Regions from separate parts of the Homo sapiens genome. Here region 1 is linked to region 2. A link is an interaction called in ENCODE POLR2A ChIA-PET data of the cell type or tissue named here. Cell type or tissue: GM12878. All regions are shown on one strand.

Region 1 (2,500 bases), 54 kb after region 2:
TACATCAAAACATTGTGTTGCACACCATAAACACATAGAATTTTTACCTGTCAATTTTTAAAAATAGTGGCAGAAAAATACAACATACTTTAACTATTATAGTGAAATTAAGAAATTGGATACTTAACAGGTGAGTTGGCAGTCATTATTCCCTAGGAAATCTGAAATTCTGCTGGGAAAATACTGTGAGATCCCTCTGTTTTGGATATAATTAGTGTTCCCTAATTAGGTCCCAGTTTTCCCCCGGAGTATGCTTCCCACTCCGTTTGTCTTCTTGGCTTTTGGCTGATTCCTCTGGAACTTCTCTACTTTTTCAGTATCATCCTTTGTTGCATCTGAAAAGGTCATTGGAAAATACTGCCCTCCTCATCAGCTGAGCAGCTTTCTCAGCCTACTTTCGGACCATAGTGATCTGAGGGCCCAGTGTACCTTTTTAGGAACTTATCCTCATCTCACTTACTTTCTTTTGATGGAGTCTGGTGTCACTTTTGGTAATGTAATACTTTTGTATGTGTGTTTAATTCTGGTCAGCTTCCTATGCAATTATTGTTAAGACTTTTCTCAGACATGCTCGTCTTTTTATATTTAATAACAGATACTTTGAGTTTATAGGTTTTTGTGAGAAACCATCCCTCAGGAATCATTTGTCCATCTGAAGGATTAATGAAGTCCAATTTTAATTCTTAAGGATTGCAGCTATACCCTTTATTGGGTCTTTGACCCAGGCTATCACCCAATTTGAAAGTCCTACATCCTCACTTGAAAATAGGCTAATCTTTTTTGAACACATCTTTCTTGAACACTATCAAATTCACCTTGATAGTCATTTCACGCTACCAGTATTCTATTTTGAAACTTCTTCACCCAAAGCCACAAGTTGATTGAATATATTTTCTTATTTCTGCTGCGGTCCAACAGTTTTACCCATTGTATAATAACGTATTAGGGTTTCCAGTCTCCCAGCCCTAAAGCAAGTGACTACATGTTTTAGGTTTTTGGTCCTGGTGTCAGTTTCTCTATTAGTGAGCTTTTTCCTGAGGCAATGGACAACCCTAAAATAGCAGTAGCCTTTACAACGTTTATTTCTTATTCATGCTGTGCGTAGGCTGAGTGTGAGCTGTAACTACTCTTGGCTGTGTATCTGGGCACACACTCAGTGGAGTGCAGAACTAAACTGTATAAGCTCTTTTTAAACTTCTGCTCTTCACCGTTAGAACACCATGTATCTCTTAGCGTCTACTTCTTTGTCACGGGTACTGATGTGACACAACAGTAGAATAGAGCCCAGAAGAGCTAAAAACCAACTCATAATCCTCAGAAATGTTTGTTAAAGCCCACTGAAGCTCTTAGGGTTGTGTTTGCATTAGTCTTTGCTTATATTAACATATATTAAAAGATTAAGAAATTTACAAATACAACTTTGCTAATATCCCTTACCTGCTAAAAAGGGAAGTTGTCACAAGTCTGTATTTCATGGAAGAACCACTGGGAAAAGACTCATTGGTAGCAAGCAGTGATAGTCATGTTTATGTAAATTGTTTTGGCACAAAGATTATTTCACACCTTGAAATAATCTTTTTTATGACCTTAGGATAAATTTTTAAAATAAATCCCTAAAGTCACTTTTTAAAGACCAGCTGCATGGTATCCCACTGTATGTTTTATAATTCTTAAGATCTATCCTATGTATGGATAGACGATTTTAAAAACATTGTCATCTATTCTTTTGTACATAATGCAAATATATTGGTTAGGATACATTGTTAGAAGCAGATTTGCTGGGTCAAATGGTATTTGTATTTTTAATAGCTATTTCCTTCCATACAGGTGTAACATTTTGGGAGAAGTAGTTGGCCAGTATTGTTTAAGAGACACAGAAATGTCTTTTTAAATGGGACTCTAGTCCCATTTTTAGGAAACTGATTATCAAAATATTTACATCAGTGGAAATCCTGAAGAAAGCAAATAGTTTCACTTGCATGCTTTTACTTTCATTTATTAAAAGTAAAGGATGGTTTTAATCCCAGAGAGGCTAAAGTTAAAAGGATAAAAACCATAGGACCATTAGAAAATAAGCATACCCAATGATAATTATATAATAAAAAGTTTCTAAAGGGGCAAAAGTAAATTTCTTCTCTTCCAACTTAATAGTTCTTAAGTGGTCAGGGAATCACTTGTCTGGAAAGAGGTTAATGGATTTGGAATTGAGATGTTGGGCTTGTTATTTGACCTTTTGCATCATCATTTTCTCATTTGTCAAATGGAAGGGGTTGAACTGAATGATAGGAAGTCTCTTCAAGCTCTCAAATTCATTGATTTAATTGAATAATTTGCGAAAATCTCAATGAAATTCTTTGGACAGTTAAAAGGTTACAGTTTTTAAACGGCTTATTCCAGCTTCAAATGAAGTATTTATTTGTAAAAGAATTGCTTTAGAAGAATATATATCAACCATAAAAGTAATTACGTGGTTAGTATTTGCATTATTTGATTCTCCTAG
Region 2 (2,500 bases):
ATCCCCCATCATGTTCCCCTCTATGGAAACAATATTCAGGGACTATGTAATAAAAAATTTGGCAATTTGGCAGGTCTTTGTCCCCAGCTCCTGGGAAATAATTTCCTTTTTTTTTTTTTTTTTTTGAGACAGAGTCTCACTCTGTCGCCCAGGCTGGAGTGCAGTGGCATGATCTCGGCTCATGGCAGCCTTCACCTCCTGGGTTCAAGTGATTCTCCTGCCTCAGCCTCCTGAGTAGCTGGGATTACAGGCGCACATCACCACGCCCGGCTAATTTTTGTATTTTTAGTAGAGATGGGGTTTCACCATATTGGCCAGGCTGGTCTCGAACTCCTGACCTCAAGTGATCTGCCTGCCTTGGCCTCCCAAAGTGCTGGGGCTGGGATTACAGGCATGAGCTACTGCACCTGGCCCTCCTTGTTTTTTGTTGTTGTTGTTGTTGTTGTTTTGTTTTGTTTTGTTTTTGAGACAGGGTCTCACTTTTTTGAGGCAGGGCCCAGGCTAGAGTGCAATGGTGCTATCTCAGCTCACTACAACCTTTGCCTCCTGGGCTCAAGTGATCCTCCTACCTCAGCCTCCCAAGTAGCTGGGACTACTGGCACACACCACCACACCCAGCTAATTTTTGTATTTTTTGTAGAGATGAGGTTTTGCCATGTTGCTTGAGCTGGTCTCAAACACCTGGACTCAAGCAATCCGCCCACCTCAGCCTCCCACAGTGATGGGATTATGGACGTGAGCCACTGTTCCTGGCCCTGGGAGATTAATTGCTAAAACCTTAGAGTTGTCCAAGTGATCTGAGTATCTTTGTCATTCATTGTGGGCCCCTCAAATCACACCTGATAATTTCTGTTAGTGAAGTGCTTCAGATGTGGGCTAGCCCTGCCAGAAAGACCAACCATGTGATTAGAGGGTTGGAGCTTTGAGCCATGTGGTATCAGCTTGACCTTTGAGAAAGAGGGGCTGGAGATTCAGTTCAACCACATACACAATGATTCAATCGATCATGCCTGCGTAATGAAACCTCAATAAAAACTCTGGGAACTGAAACTTGGGTGAGTTTCCCCGGCTGGCAGCATGCCTTATTTTCACACTTTGATGCTGGGCAGATAACACATCCTTGAGGACGATGGAAGCTCTGCATTTGGATCCCTCCCAGATGTCACCTGATACATCTCTTCTTTTGGATGATTCTAATTTGTATCTTTTTGCTGTAATAAAATTATAATACACACACAACTTCAGTGAGTTCAGTGAACCTTTTTAGTGAATTATCAAACCTGAGAGTGGTTGTGGGAACCCATGAATTTATAGCCAGCTGGTCAGAAGTGAGAGTTGCCCTGGGAACCCCCAAACTTGTGGCTGTTAACTGAAGTAAAGGCAGTCTTGTGGAGAATTGTGCCTACAGACTTTGCAGTTTGACAAACTCATTGTAGAAAACTCTTGCAGGAGCCAGCTTTTGCAACCAAAAGAAATCAGTCCTGGAAAGGATTTTTAAACAGATGAGGTGTATTCAAAGATAATTTCACTTTTACTGATCTTACAAGAAAAGCACATTAGTGGGCTTAAGCACAAGCCTTATTTTTATTTATTTATTTATTTATTTTTGAGACAGAGTCTCACTCTGTCGCCCAGGCTGGAGTGCAGTGGCACGATCTCAGCTCACTGAAAGCTCTGCCTCCTGGGTTCATGCCATACTCCTGCCTCAGCCTTCCGAGTAACTGGGACTACAGGCACCCACCACCACGCCCTGCTAATTTTTTGTATTTTTTTTAGTAGAGTCGGGGTTTCACCCTATTAGCCAGGATGGTCTTGATCTCCTGACCTCGTGATCTGCCCGCCTCGGCCTCCCGAAGTGCTGGGATTACAGGCATGAGCCACTGCACCCGGCCTCCCCTAGCCTTTTTGTGTTTGCTTTTTTTTTGTTTTTGTTTTTGTTTTTGAGACAAGGTCTCACTTTGTCACCCAGGCTGGAGTGCAGTGGCATGCAAGTCCTCCTGCCTTGGCCTCCCAAAGTGCTGGGATTACAGGCACGAGCCACTGCACCCAGCCGTTTTTTGCTTTAGACCTACCTGGTGATTTCTTTATCACAAATATCATTTCTTGACACCAAACGACACTTATGAAACATTGCAAAATATTACCTCACCATCTGACAACATAGGGGTAACTCCATAGGGGTATTATCACCAAAAACAAGGTTGCTCCCTTGTACCTAGTGTTAAATTGATGGGGCAAAAACTAACTGCTACTAGCATATTGGACACAGATATGTTATCTTGACCAACTGATGCCTGCTCTCAGGATAGGCCCTGATATCACCTAAGGTTCATTTTCATCAACAAATTTCCATTCCCCAGCCCCTAAACATCTTTAAATAATTTAATTCAATAAGGAGGAAATCTGGGCCTTGATTTGAGTTCAAAACCTAAAAACTGAAGGGGAATTTTTGACTGCTTTCTTCTACACAAAGGCTCTTCATGTTATGCTTTCTAAGAGG

The links. Peaks named below come from ENCODE experiments on the same cell type or tissue, not always from the same donor. Only the 100,000 strongest peaks of a DNase experiment are listed, where the experiment ranks them.
Region 1: POLR2A ChIA-PET joins it to region 2 with 6 read pairs; 3 of 35 experiments call an interaction of 5 or more read pairs at or near these places.

Annotation. Positions count from the first base shown.
Region 1 is chr9:15,474,774-15,477,273 of GRCh38, reverse strand. The region is part of intron 8 of PSIP1 (PC4 and SRSF1 interacting protein 1); the gene reads left to right. Among named protein-coding and RNA genes, the nearest start is that of PSIP1, 35 kb to the left of the region's middle. In GM12878, no CTCF peak of the experiment used is centred here; a DNase peak (open chromatin) is centred at 1,003.
Region 2 is chr9:15,528,597-15,531,096 of GRCh38, reverse strand. No RefSeq gene overlaps it. Among named protein-coding and RNA genes, the nearest start is that of PSIP1, 19 kb to the right of the region's middle. In GM12878, no CTCF peak of the experiment used is centred here; a DNase peak (open chromatin) is centred at 1,016; H3K27ac peaks cover 2,500 bases.